Linked DNA regions of Homo sapiens: region 2 is linked to region 1. A link is an interaction called in ENCODE POLR2A ChIA-PET data of the cell type or tissue named here. Cell type or tissue: MCF 10A. All regions are shown on one strand. Each heading gives the region's core, and the rest is flanking DNA. Links, peaks and the distances in the headings are about the cores only.

Region 1 (7,762 bases), core at 1,775-6,774:
TATCATCTTTATCTTCACTTTCAAGTCATAAAGAATGAAAAGACGCAACTTTCAATGAAGAGAATCAGGCTATCCTCACCTAAATCTACCAATCTTGTATCACTAGCAGCAGGACAATCAGATATTAAGTGAATTCTTATGTGATGCAGCATGAAGTACTACACACTCCCTACAAAGTATTCTTGCCAAAAATGCTCTAGCTAGATATAATCGAGCCTTTGCATTTAACTTCTAGTTTACAGAAAATATAGAAGATACAGAAACAAATTAAGTAATACCGCAAAGATGTAATCAAACAATCTAAAAAAGTCAAACACTCTACAGGACACTGGCCTAGATCCATTTTTTTTTTTCCTGAGATGGAGTTTCACTCTTATTGCCCAGGCTGGAGTGCAATGGCGCGATCTCGGCTCACTGCAACCTCTGCCTCCCAGGTTCAAGTGATTCCCCTGCCTCAGCCTCTCAAATAGCTAGGATTACAGGTGCCCGCCACCAAGCCTGGCTAATTTTTTTGTATTTTTAAGTAGAGATGGGGTTTCACCATGTTGGCCAGGCTGGTCTCGAACTCCTGACCTCAGGTAATCCACCCGCCTTGGCCTCCCAAAGTGCTGGGATTACAGGCATGAGCCACTGCACCCGGTCAGCCAAGTTTCTTAAAACCGTCAAAGACACAAAAGAAAACAAAAGTAAACAAGGAGACTCTTTAGGATTAAGGACGTAATGACATAACCAAATAAGATGTATGGACTTTATTTGGTTTCAGCAAGCCTACTGTAGAAAGATTTGGGGAAAACTAGGCAAAATTTAAATATAGACTAGGTGTTAGGTTATGTTAAGCAATTATCATCAGTTTTGTTAGATGTAATAAAGGTTTTATGGTTACATAAGAAAATGTGCTCATTTTTTAGAGACACATTAAGTATTTTGGGGTACGTCATGAAGTCTGTAATTTACTCTAAATATTCACGCTGTACCCTAAATAAATGAAACAAACAAAACAAAAGGTTAATAACTCCTTACATCTATACAATGGGTATATTAGTGTTCACTGTACTCTTTTTTTAACTTCCCTGTTTGCCTGAAAACATTCATAATAAATATAAACAAGTGTAGTTTTAATTATTAGTAACTAACCCTTTTGTTGGTTCATTAACTCCTAAGTTAAAGAATTCCTCTAAATATTCTAGTGCACAGATACATGCATCAGAGAAACCATATCTATTATAGCCAAAATTCTGATGCACAGTGCAAAAAAAAACCAGGTCAGTTGCATTGTTTCAGAATTTTATCTTAATGAAGCTTATTTATACCAGAGTGTGTATCATATATCGTTTTTCAGGTCTTCCAAAAAGCATTTTGGCAACAAAAATGCTAACTTTTCAAAAATACAATCGACAACTAAGCAATATATGTTATAGTAATTATTTTCATCTTGTTACATAAATTTTTATAGTTCCTACCATGCTATATGAAAGTGTTTCCATCTAATATATGACTAGATAAACATTTTCTATTGAAATAAAGTAGAGGATGGGTGCGGTGGCTCACGCCTGTAATCCCAGCACTTTGGGAGGCCAAGGTGGGCGGATCACAAGGTCAAGAGATCAAGACCATCCTGGCCAACACGGTGAAATCCCGTCTCTACTAAAAACACAAAAATTAGCTGGGCATGGTGGCATGCGCCTGTAATTCCAGCTACTCAGGAGGCTGAGGCAGGAGAATCGCTTGAACCCGGGAGATGGAGGTTGCAGTGAGCTGAGATCGCGCCACTGCACTCTAGCCTGGCGACAGAGCAAGACTCTGTCTCAAAAAATAAAGAAAGAAAGTAGAAAATGATCATGTAACTTACTATTTACAAGGTAGTACTCATTTGAAAAGTTACTAAAGCCAAATTTCAAAAGATAATTCATAAAGTTACAACATCAAAACTGACTAATTACAAAGTATGACAGAACTCTAAATTTAATTTTTAAAAATACTCAATAACCTAAGTATACATTAACTTTCAAAACACCAAATTTCATTTCTCAGTTTTAAAAGCAGAAGTCCTTCCACCACAGCTATGAGTAGTACCACAGGAGATTTCCGTACATTTGATTAAATAAACTTCAGCTGAGGAGCAGAATCCATTATACAAAACTTATCAATTATGAATTAGAAACTGTGATCCCTGAACTTCTGGGAGTACCCAAAGACCCTTCTAGAGGATCTGCAAGGTGAAAACTAGTTTCATAATACTTTTTCATTATGTTGCCATTTTCATTGATGGCACAAAAGCAATCTTGGGTAAAACTGCTGGCAACTTAGCATAAATCAAGGCAGAGGCACCAAACTGGAGTAGTAGGCACTGAATTCTTCAGTCATGCACTCACAGAAGAATGACAGTTTCACTTACAGATGTCCTTGATGAAGAAGTAAAAATTATTGCTCTTGAACCTTTAGTACGTAAGATTTTAATATTCTGTGCAACAGAATGAGAAGCATACATAAAGCCCTTCTCTGTACTATATTTTTTAATGTGTCAACACTTGGAAGATCTGCATAATTCAGTGAGCAAATATTTTCCAAATGACTAATGCATGATGTTACAAAATCATGCATGAGTAAAGAGCCATTCAAAATTCAAGAGTGAATTTTAACAGAGTATGAAAAGTGTACTGACAGCGTTTCAGATTCCAGATTGCAATTAACATAAAGAAAATTACTACTAGTCAAGTTTTGGCATATTATCAAAGAATATCTATAATTATGTATAAACCCCCCCCATATATATATATGCATGAGACCAGATTTTATTCATATACTTCAATCGGATCATCACATCACAACAGACTGCAGAAGCAGATACAAAAATGCAGGTGTCTTTTAAGCTAGACATTAAAGTGATTTGCAAAAACCGCCAAAAAGCAGTTCTTAATCATGGATGGTTTTGTCCCTCAAGGGATACTTGGCAACATCTGGAAACATTTCTGGTTGTCACAACTGGGGTAACTGCTATTGACATTTTCTGGGTAGAGGCCAGGGATACTGCTAAACATCATATAATGCATAGGACAGCCCTCCACAACAAAGAACTTTCCAGGCCAAAACAGTGCCAAGGTTGAGAAGTCCTGAAAATAGTTCGAAGGTTGAGAAGTCCTGGGATAAACCATTACCAACCTTCTCAATCAACTTTTTGGGGAGTAGAGGGAAAGAAAACACTGTAGTTCTTAATAAAAATGTTACTTACATTAACATGTAATGGGTTTATTACTTTAAATGAATTAAATTTTTAAATTTCTAGTTTTAATTTATAATATAATAAAATAGATATAACTCACATAAACAAAAGCACTTCACAGTCTTCAATAATTTTTAAGACTACAAAGGAACCATGAGACCACAAAGTGTGAGAATCGCCAAATTAGATGAATGATATAACTAACGAAGTATGTTGGAGAATATTAAAAAAAATTAAAAGTCTAAAGGAAAGTGTACTCATTTCAAGAGTATTATAGATGACCTAAACAAAACAAACAAAACCCCTTACAAAACCAAATAGTTAAAAAGAAAAAAAATATGATAGTCCCCAAATGTCATTCTCCCCTTCTCCCCTCCAAAAACAAAAACAAAAACAAGACAAAACATGAAAACCACAACTTCCTACCCTGGCTATGAGGACTTGCTGGACTAAGAGATGGCTGATGCAAATCTTTGGTTGGCGTTGGATAAGCTTCTTTTCCTTGGCGCTGACTCATCTTTCCTGGTGTCAGAAGCTGAGATTCGTCACTGTTTGCTACAACAGCTCAAGGAAAGAAGGGAAAAATAATTAGTACTGAAGTCACAGATTTACATAATAGTATAGTTAATAACATGGAATAAGATCAAAACTGAAATGGCCTTGGTGGTTATATTCATTTTACCAACTCAATACTTTAATAAATTCTCACAGTCATCTTGTTTTCATGTTGGTTTGTTACTGATCCAAGAAGAACTGACAGGTATGTTTGAGTCAAATATACAAATTATAGACATTATAATAATGAAAATACATATCCAACTGATAATGAAAGGCCTAAGGTTTACTGTGTGCCTTTCATTGTGCTATTTATTCTTTATATTTACCAACAAAATAAGCCAAAGCCAGTCATTTCCCAAAAAAAAAAATACAAATCGTCGATAAACATATAAAGATACTCAGCCTCATTAGTAATCAGAAAAACTACAAATTACTAGCAGTATAAAATAATATTTGACATTCGCTAGAATTTCTACTCTAATTTCTAATTTTCACGAAAAGTCGGTATGATAACTGTTTTAGAGAGGAGGAAACTTGAGGGTCAGAGATTGCCTTGCCTGAGGCTAAACAGTAATAGAGGCAAGATTCTAACTCAGAACCATTTGGTTCCAAAGTCTGTCTCTTAAAGCTTGCTGCCCCAATAAACAATTTAAGTAGTGCTTTGTAGTTGCTTCTCACCCATTTGGCCATCCTACTATCTATCGCTCAGTAATAGCGAGCCATGCCCAGTTTCAGAGAGCAGAAACAAAGTGAAAACACTCAATGAAGAAACAGGGCAAACTGCCAAGTCCAAAGTACCTGAGGATCTCCACATTCTTTCATTTTATATTCCTGTGCTTTCAGCCTATAAAAACTCGAGTTTCATCTTAAGAAAGGACGATTTACTAGCACTTTGGGAAGTCGAGGTAGGTGGATCACCTGAGGCCAGGAGTTCGAGACCATCCTGGCCAACGTGGCGAAACCCCGTCTCTACTAAAAATACAAAAATTAGGCAGACGTGTTGGCGCGCCTGTAATCCCAACTACTAGGGAGGCTGAGGCAGGAGAATCGCTTGAACCTGGGGGGCAGAGGTTGCAGTGAGCAGAGATCATGCCATTGCACTCCAGCCTGGGCAACAAGAGCGAAACTCCACCTCAAAAAAAAAAGACGGTTTAGTCTCCACCATAGGTTTTATTTTTCAATACAGACATTCAGAATTTCACATTCACCTTTTTATCATCATGTCCTTTAAATCTAATTGGTTTAAAATGTTTTCTGTTGCGATAGTTTTCAAAATTTTATTTCAGCTCCTTAGATTCCAAAGTAAAAATACAAAAACACTTGCACTTTTCATCCAAAATATAAAAAATTATTTTTCCAAGTCAATTAAAAAAATGTATAGACTGATGACTCCCAACTTCCTATCTCCCCCTAAACTCAAACTTACATACCCAACTGCCTGCCTTATAATCACCTCTTAATTATTTACAGGCATCTCAAATTTATCTAGAATGTAATTTTTGATTCTGCTCATCCTTCAAACCTGCCTCTCCCCAAACTCAGTTCATGCCATCACTACTCCCCTCCCACTACTTTCTCAGGCCAAAACCTTAGATGTGTTTTTATTTTTCTCTTTCTCTTACTGAGCAATCTTTTAAAATCATAAATTAGATTTCCAGTATGCAGAAATATCCTCACTGGCTTCCCATTACATTTACAATATAATCCATAACCTGGAAATTCAACACAGTCTGGCCTGCTACTTGTTCCAACCTCATTCTCTACTACTCTCCTGTCACTCACTTGGCTCCTGCCGTAATAGTCTTCTTGGTATTTCCTCAAGAAAGGCCATCTTTTGCCCAGTCACAGGGCTTTTATCTCTTGCTCTTTCTACCTGGAATATTCCTACCCCAGATCATCACATTATTAGCTCCTCTCCTTTGTTGTCTGGGCTCAAAGGTCATCTCTTCAGAAAAGCCCTTTGGTTTCTTCATGGTACTTTTGATACGTTCTTAATTTCAACATGGCACAATTTGGCATTTTTTTTTTTTTAGGGTTAGTACCCACCACTTCACAGTTATACTATTATCACTTTACCTTACATGATTTTCATTGTAGCTCCTATCATTATCTGAAAAATATAGTTTATTGCTTTTCTTCCTCCATTAGACATTAAATTCCATGAGAGAAGGAAGTTTTGTCTGCCTTATTTTCCCATAAATTCTCAGGTCCTGGTAAACTTCCTGCCCTATTGAAGGTGTCGCATCCTACCATACTAAAGATGTTCAATAAATTTATGTTGAATGAGTCAATAAACCAACTTTATATTTTTATAAAACATCATAAAGTATATGGTGTCTCTTTCAGTTACTAAATCCAAGATTCATTTGATTCCTAAAAATAATTTTAAATGTATGGTACTGATGCAGAGAGATAAATTGACCTAAAGAACATAGCAGATAGCTTTCAGAAACAGACACATACATACATGGAGCTCAGATATACAACAGAAATAGGGAGAATAAATTACTCAGTTAACAATATGAGGTTATCAACTGGTCATCAATATTGGAAAAGTAGAGAGAACTCTACTTCTTACCACACACAAAGAATAGTTCTATGAAGACTACAGACATAATGTAAAAAAGCAAAACTGGAAAATCTTTAGAATAAGAGAATATCTTCATAAACTTGGGACAGAGATTCCTTTAAAAAGACACAAAAAAGCACTAACCCAAAAATTAAAAAATCAGTAAGTTCAATATTAAAAGTATAAATTTATTTAAAGGTATCATAAACTGAAAAGGCACAAAATAAGATATTTGCAACACCCATAATTAACAAAAGGTTGGTACCTAGAATGTTCTTAAAAAAAAACTTCAATAAATCATTAGAAAAAGAACATCATAATAGCAAAATAGGGCAAAGACTTGAACAGTGATTCACAAAAGAAAAATGCAAATGGGCAATAAATGTATGAAAAGATGTTCATCCTTTTTTAGTAATGAGGCAAATACAAATCAAAATAATAAATATTTTATACTCAGTAAAATTAACAAAAATTAATGTCTGATAATACCAAATACTGATGAGGATGGGATCATCGAGATGTCTTAAGCACTGTTAATGGAGTATAAGTTGATACAAGCACTTTGGAAAACAATGTGAGCTTCTTATATAAAACTGAATACCCTGTGGGTCCAACAATTCCACTCTTGGATCTAGAAAAACTTTTACAGGTATATACCAAGAGACAAGAATAAGAATGTTCATAGCAACACTGTTCATAATAGCAAAAACCAAACAACATATTCATCAATTGAAAAATGAATTTTAATAAATTCTGGCATATCCATATAATGAAATAGTATATAGCACTAAAAAGGAATGATCTAGTTCTATAACAAACGACATGATTGAATATTAAAAGTAAAATGTTAATTACAGCCAGGCACAACGGCTTGCATCTATAATCCCAGCTACTCAGGAGGCTGAGGTGGGAGGATTGCTTGAGGCCAGGAGTTCAAGACCAGCCTAGACAACATAGCAAGACCTATCTCTAAAAGAAATAAAAATTAAAAAAAGTTAGCTGGGCGTGGTAGCTCACACTGTAATCCTAGCATAGCAGGCATCTGTAGTCCCAGCTACTAGGGAGGCTGAGGTGGGAGCATCACTTGAGCCCAGGTGTTCAAAGCTGCAGTAAGCTGTGATAACACCAATGCACCCTAGTGTGGGCAACAGAGCAAGACCCTGTCTCTTTAAAAAATTAAAAAAAAAAAAAAAAGGTAACTACAAACAGCAAGTCCTAGAAAATTATATAAACCATGACACCATTCTTTTAAAATTGAAAACCAAGCAAAATCTAGTGATACATACATGAGTAAAAAACAATAAAAAAAAGACTTTTTAAAAAGCAAAGAATAATAAAAAGAAAAAAATACAACCTAGTCATGCCCTCTTGGGGCAGGCTCAGGGATAAAAAAGCAGCAGAGGCCGGGCGCGGTG
Region 2 (7,762 bases), core at 1,485-6,484, 69 kb before region 1:
GGAGTCTCTGTCACTCTGTTGCCCAGGCTGGAGTGCAGTGGAGTGATCTCGACTCACTGTAATCTCCACCTCCAGGGTTCAGCAATTCTCCTGTCTCAGCCTCCTGAGTGGCTGGGATTACAGGCGTGCACCACCATACCCAGCTAATTTTTATATTTGTAGTAGAGACAGGGTTTCCCCATGTTGGCCAAGCTGATTTTAACTCCTGACCTTGGGTGATCTGCCCACCTTGGGTGATCTGCCCACCTCGGCCTCCCAAAGTGCTGGGATTACAGGCATGAGCCACTGCACCCGGCCTGTTTTATGAGAGTTACAAGAAAATGAGAAAACATGTAGAATACTTAATCTTAATAAAACACTGTTTCACTGTATAGCCTAATTTTCTTTTTTGAATAAAACCATTATTTTTTAGCTGTAAGTCACATTACTTACAAATCTCAAGCTTTAAATGCTTATAATTAATCCTATAGACAATTTAGAAAAATAAAAAATATATATAAAGCACCAAAATGCAGTCAACGATAAAATACTATGGTAATTTCTTCTAAGTTTTCTCCTGTATGCATTTTCTCTCCTTCTATTCTCAGCTTTACTGAAGTATAAATTTACATACAGTAACTAACCCATTTTAAGTGTGAAATTTGAGTTTTGGAAATTGCAGAGTCATATAACCACCACCACAATCAAGATATAGAACTTCCCATTATCCCCAAAAAGTTCCTCCTTGCCCCTGAGCAGTCAATCCTTTCCCTTAGCCCCAGGACACCAATGGTGCATTTTAAATCACTGGCTTTACCTATTCTAGAATTCTGTACAGATGGCATTATAGAATATGTAGCTTGCTGTGTTTTACTTCCTTCAATTAGCACAATGTCTTTCAGGTTCATCCACATTGTTGTATAAGAATTCTATTCCTTTTTATTGCTAGTTAGCATTCTGTAGTTGTGATTATTTCCTTACTAGTTGATGGTCCTTAAGTTGTGTTTAGTCCTGGATTGTTATGAATAATGTTGTGTATACTTAAGAACATTTACGTACAAGTCTTTATGTAGACATCTATTTTCATTTTTCATGGGCAAATACCTAGGAGTGGAATTTCTGAGTTCATGGTAAATGTATGTTTAACTATGGACAATCATTTCTCCCATGTCAAAAAACATTTGACCATGTGTACAGGTCTACATCTGAACTCTATTGCATCCCATTAATTTATACATCTACCATTACGTCAATTCCACACTGTAATGATTACCTTAGCTTTATTCTAAAATCAGGCAGTGAAAGACCTTTCTTGTTCTTTTTCAAAATTGTTTGGCTGTTTTGGGTCCTTGACTTTTCAACGTAATTTGAGAGCCAACTTGCCAATATCTTCAAAAAAGCCTGCTTAGATTATGATTAGGATTGCACTGAGTCTATGGCTCAATTAAGGGAGCTCTATTATCTTAACACTATTAAATATCTCAATATATAAACATAGTCTATCTATCCATTTATTTGGATCTTCTTTAATTTTCCTCAGCAATGTTTTAGTCTTCAGTATACACGACTTACACATCTTTTATTAAATTTATTTTTAAATACATTATTTGGATGCTATTATAATTGGAGTTGTTTTTAAATTTCATTCTGAGCCAGGCATGGTGATGTGTGCCTGTAATCCCAGCTACTCAGGAGGCTGAGGTGAGAGGATCCCTTGAGCTCAGGAGTTTGAGACCAGCAACATAGTGAGACACTGTCCCAAAAAAAAAAAAAAAAAAACCCTCTGCAAGTATTCATTTCTAGTATATAGAAATACAACTGATTTTTCTTTTTTGACCATGCATCTTGAGACCTTACTAAATTCACTTATTAGTTGTATGAGCTTTTTTTGTATATTCTTGAAGATTTTCTATGTAATCTGGTATATAAATAGCTTATCTTCTTCCTTTCAATCTGTATGCTATTTTTCCCTTTAATTTGCCTACTGCATTGGCTAGGACCTCTAATACAATTTTGTATAGAAGTAATGAGAGTAAACATCCTTGCCTTGTTCTTGATCTTAGGTAGAAATTATTCAATTTTCACCTTAAAAGTATGAAGTTGGCTATATATTTTTCATAGATGCCTTTAATCTAGTCCTAGTTCCTTGAGGACTAAGAAATAAATAGGTGTTGAATTCTGTCAAATCATTTTTCCATATCTATCGAAATCACACTTTTCTTCTCTGTTATTCTATTAATATGGTAAATTACATTGTTTATCAGATGGTAAACCAACCTTGTATTCCTGAGATAAAATCCATTTCATCATATTATTCTTTTAATATACTGATCATGATACCTTTATTTATATGTCCATATATTATTCTCCCTATCTGTTGATTTGTTACTACTTAAGAATTTTTACATGTATAAGGATATTAGATCTGTAGTTTATTTTCTTGTAATCTCTGGTTTGGGGAATCAGGATAATCCTGGCCTCATAAAATGATCTGAGGAGTGTTTTTTCTTCTTCTATTTTATGCCAAAAATTGTGTAGAACTGTTATTTCTGCCTTAAATCTTTAGAAGAACTCAAGACATCTGGGCCTGGAGTATATCCTTGAAGAAATATTTTACATTACTAAATCAATTTATCTGATATAAAGCTATTACAATTTTACACCACTTCTTGGGTCAGCTGTGGTAATTTGTGTCTCTTAAGAAATTTGTCCATTTCAAATTTCTATCTCTTTTAATTCTGTCTATTTTTGCTTCATTGAAGTTCTGTGATTAGATACACAGGCATTTATGATTATTATGTTATCCTGACGTACTGAACCTTTTTATTTCATTATGAAATGTTCTTTATCTCTATTAACACTTTTTGTTTTGAAATCTATTTTATTAATATACTCACTTAACCCTACTTGTACTTAATACTTGCATAGTTTAGCTTTTAACTTTTACTTTCCATTTACTTTCTTTTTTTTTTTTTCCTTTCTTGAGACAGAGTCTTGCTCTTGTTGCCCAGGCTGGAGTGCAGTGGCATGATCTCAGCTCATTGCAACCTCTGCCTCCCGGGTTCAAGTGATTCTCCTGCCTTAGCACTCCAAGTAGCTGGGATTACAGGTGTACACCACCATGCCCAGCTAATTTTTGTATTTTTAGTAGAGACAGGGTTTCACCATTTTGGCCTGGCTAGTATTGAACTCCTGACCTCAGGTGATCCACCCACCTTGGTCTCCCAAAGTGCTGGGATTACATGCCTGAGCCACCATGCGCGGCCTACTTTCCATTTACTTTCAGCCTATTTGTGTGTCTACATTTAAGGTATGTTGGTCCTTGCTGTTTTAGCTAATCTGATAATCACTGTCTTTAAATGAGATTATTTGGGCCATTAAGACTGATACAATCATATTATTGGGTTTTAGTCTATCATTTTGCTATGTGTTTTCTATCTGTCCCCTCTGATTTTTGTTCCTTGATTGGGCTTTCCTGTTTCTTTTATACATTATTTAAATTATTGTTTAAATTTTTTAAAGAATTTCATTTTAATTTTCTTACTGATTTTTTACCTATACTTTTTGGTGGCGATTTTTCTTTGTGTGTGTGTGTGTTTGCTCTAGTGTAGGGCTTCTCAATGGTAGCACTACTGACATTTAGGGGACTGGATAATTATTTGTTGTAAGGGGTTGTTCTGTGCATTGCAGGATGTTTAGCAGCATTCCTGGCATCTACCTACTGGATCTCCCAACTGTGAGAACCCAAAATGTCTTCAGACATTGCCAAATGTCTCCTGAGGAGAACCACTGCTTTAGGGATTACAATATTAATCTTTAAAATGTCACAGTCGGCTGGGTGCAGTGGCTCACGCCTGTAACCCCAGCACTTTGGGAGGCTGAGGCGGGTGGATCACTTGAGGTCAGGAGTTCGAGACCAGCCTGACCAACATGGTGAAACCCCATCTCTACTAAAAATACAAAAATCAGCTGGGTGTGGTGGTGGGTGCCTGTAATCCCAGGTACTTGGGAGGCTGAGGCAGGAGAATAGCTTGAACCCGGGAGGCAGAGGTTGCAGTGAGCCGAGATTGTGCCATTGCACTCACAGTTAATCTTTGACCACTTTATATAGAATAGAAAATTTTGCTATCTCTAGGTCCATTCTCTTCCAGGGCTGTGTACTGTAGTTACATGTGTTAAATCTGCATATGTTATAAAACTCACAAGATAATGCTGACATTTCTGTTTTGAATGGTTACATGTATTAAAAGGAAAAAATAAGAAAAAATGTCTTTTGAATTTACCCATATGTTTACCAATTCTGACGATCTTAAATTCATTCTGGATTTAATAGATTCTTTCAAATTATAAAGGAACAGATAGCTCTGATGTATATAAATTGTACTATAACACAGAAAAAAGGCCCACTGATGAAGTAATCCCAGAAAGTGAGCTATGCACCTCGTACTCAATAAAAATTTCTATAAGGGTAGAACACACACTCAGAAAAGCCATTTATACTATAGTCAGGGTAGAAGAATGGAGGGATGAAAGGTGAAGTAGGTAAGAAATATATCAAATATGAAATATAGATAAACTTAAGGGGAAAAAAACAAGCAATCACCATCTTAAACAAAACAAGGTTAAAAAAAAAAAAACCCAAAACCAAACCAAAACGAACATCAAGGGAAATAAAAGACACCTTGAAGAAATATAACAATACACACCACGTTCCTGATCAAAAACTACTCTTAGATATCCCTGTTGCAGACTGAACTATGGCTCACCACACGCTCAGGTAACCAGACCTTGGATTTCTGTTTACATACTTTATTTTTCCTTTTTTATCATAATGATTTTTTTCACTCAGGTTTAAAATTCTTTGGTTGAAATTTAATTGTTCTTCTTCATTTAAATATTTTTTAAAACTATATAAAAGCATTTTAAGGTTAGATATGTTTTACTGGTATATAGCTTTGGCAATGATTTGTTTGAACTATCAAAGTTTTTATATTAATGTTTCCTACTATAACCATTTCTCTATTTTCCCTTGTACTTGCAAACAGTTTTTTTGGTATGTTATTTAGTCCAAAGTTAAATATATTTACTGACTGACCCTGGGCCAGGTATCGTAACCATACTTGGATTCTTCCTCTCTGTTCAAAGACTAAAATAGAAAGACTAATCCCTTAGATACACTGAAATGAAACACAAAAAACTGGCCAGACTAAAGGCAAAAGAAACACTTTATGCACTAAAGGGCTATAATGGGCAATCATTCTGTCTTTTCATAAGAAATGTTTGTGATATATTCACATATATGTGATGAATACATAAGCCACACCTTTATTTATGAGTGGGCAGAAAAAAGCCATTATTCAAGGAAAGATGATACTTAAAATGACAAACTCCTTGTTGAAAATAGCCCATGACACTGCCTAAATAAAAGCTCACCAGAAAATAATACCTCCCAGGAGAGGGTGCAAGTTGGGACGGGAAAACTCACCATAAAACTTAGACTTAGCCAGGATACTACCGCTAAGGCAAAATCCATCTTTTCGATTACTAACATAAAAGGCAGATATTGGTGGATGATGGGACACCTATTAAACATAAGAAAAACATGCATATATAAAATATAAAAACATGTTTATATAAAATATAAAAAGATAAGCATATTATTGTGCCATTATCAAAAGTTCAAGTCTTATAATGAGTAAGAAAAAACATTTAATAAGTAGTAAAAATTAAATATTGATGGTTATAGTAACCAGCCTCCTGTCTCCTAATGAGACCCACCCTCCTGGTAGTCACATAGGCCCCTCTTATATTGTACTGAAGTTGGTTTGTGTGGAAGTGACACTATGTAATTTCTGAGATTAGGTTACAAAGCACCTTCCATGCTGGGGGCTGTCTCTCTGCCTATCTCTCAATCATTAGTTCTGAAAAGCCAGCTTTGAGATTGTGAAAAACCCTACAGAGAGGGCTACGTGGTGAGGAACTGAGCTCTTCTGTCAACAGCCAGGTGATGAACCTGGACGTGAATCTTCCAGCCCAGTCAAGCCTGTAGATGACTGCAAAGCTGGCTGACAGTTTGACTGCAAGCTCATTAGAAATCCTGAGCAGGAACCACCCAACTAAGCAGCTCTCAGATTCCTGTACCTCATCATATAAGATAATAAATACTGCTTTAACTCAGTTTTGGCACTAATTTTTTAGACAGCAATGGATAACTAATACAGTGATTAGTCTTCATATGGATTACTGAATGACTATAGGAAACAAAAACAAAAAACATGTTATTTAATAATCTAATGCCTTCAACAATATATTTACTTCTAATGTTCTCTTACATGAGACAAACTAAAATCAGCATTTCAAGCTTCTTAATTTCATGAAGAATTAAATCATTGAGTTTTAAAAAATTAATATAGATAAGTGGTTTTGACTTGAGGGGGTTATCAAAACCTCTAGGAGAAGAAGGTTTTTCAAAGAACACATGGTCTTTTCATTCTCCTTACACTCAAAGTGAGAATTACCATAATAAGGAGCCACTGTTATTGAAAGAGAATGTCGTATTCCTCAAGTTTATGCAGACAGAAGACTGAAAATCATGATTATGGATGTATATGAGTTCAAATTAATGAAAGTTTAAAAATTAAAATATTTTCTGTCTGTATACAACAAAAAGAGAGGTATCATAGGGGAGAAGAGGGAATTAAAGAAGCTAACAATTCAATTAGGAAAATAAATATTCTGTAAAAAGGTAAACGATACAAATGTTAAAATAAGAGCTTAATGGATAATCACAAAAAACAATACAGAAGTTTGAGAAGGGAAAAATCACTGGGAGCTGCAGTCATGTGCATCATGAAGAATAAGCGGGTCAGGGTTTGTTTAGATAAAGAATAGCTAAGAAGAAATACTGGAGTGTGAGAATTAAATTTAAAAATGAGGAAAGAAAGTGCTAGATCAGGTTACCTAGTCATGAACTGCACAGGTTTGACTACTGTGGAGAACTAGAAAGGTATTAATTTGAGATAAATTTGGAAAAGATATAAAGGACTTTGAATGCCAGACAAATGAATGCCACACCACTGAATAATTTTGAGCATGATCAAAAGTTGTTTAGGAAATATGAGCTCAGCCAAAAAAAAAAATTAAAAAAAGGGCAGGGGGCATAGCAAAGGAAAAATAAAGATTTATTTTTGGTCAAAGGATTCCATGACTGTAATAATAGTACCTATGAATATATTTAGTAGTACTTTAGTAGTATTTAATATTAAAAGGTTAAATGTTTACCAAATGTTCAGAAATAAGAAAGGCTAAATAATATTGAGTTTACTGGGTAAATATTTTCTATAAAAATATTCCAATAACTTCCAGATCAGTTTTGTTTCCATACATGCATTTCTAATACCTGTTCAGCAATATAAAAAGTTTTGCTGTTTGTTCTGGGATGAATCCATAAACAACGGAAAGTCTCGCCAAGTATAGGATTATAAGGTTTCTTCAGTCCCTGGTAAAAAAAAAAAAAAGCAATTTCAAATTACAAATACAAAGGATTCAAAATAGTTTAAACTAGTCAAAATGGGTTTAACTCTACCATCTGGGAACCGTCCTTATAAAATTTCAAAGTAAATAAAATTTACATTAAATAAAATTAAATGACTTCAATCATAATACATGTCTAAATGATCAGGTATTTTGCAATTTTGCTACGTCAAAGAAGCCCAGTAATGTAACTGTTAACACACAATCTACAGATTACATAAAATATAAAGAATTCATAAAACACTAAAGA

The links. ChIA-PET counts read pairs that join two places held together with the same protein. Peaks named below come from ENCODE experiments on the same cell type or tissue, not always from the same donor. Only the 100,000 strongest peaks of a DNase experiment are listed, where the experiment ranks them.
Region 2: POLR2A ChIA-PET joins it to region 1 with 5 read pairs; 3 of 35 experiments call an interaction of 5 or more read pairs at or near these places.

What each region holds. Positions count from the first base shown.
Region 1 is chr12:76,447,205-76,454,966 of GRCh38, forward strand. OSBPL8 (oxysterol binding protein like 8) reads right to left here. Exons shown (of 24, transcript NM_020841.5): 4 at 3,647-3,784. Among named protein-coding and RNA genes, the nearest start is that of BBS10, 100 kb to the left of the region's middle. In MCF 10A, for the core only: no CTCF peak of the experiment used is centred there; DNase peaks (open chromatin) are centred at 2,567 and 3,717.
Region 2 is chr12:76,378,790-76,386,551 of GRCh38, forward strand. It overlaps OSBPL8 (oxysterol binding protein like 8), which reads right to left. Exons shown (of 24, transcript NM_020841.5): 14 at 7,379-7,477; 15 at 5,465-5,561. Among named protein-coding and RNA genes, the nearest start is that of BBS10, 34 kb to the left of the region's middle. In MCF 10A, for the core only: no CTCF peak of the experiment used is centred there; no DNase peak of the experiment used is centred there.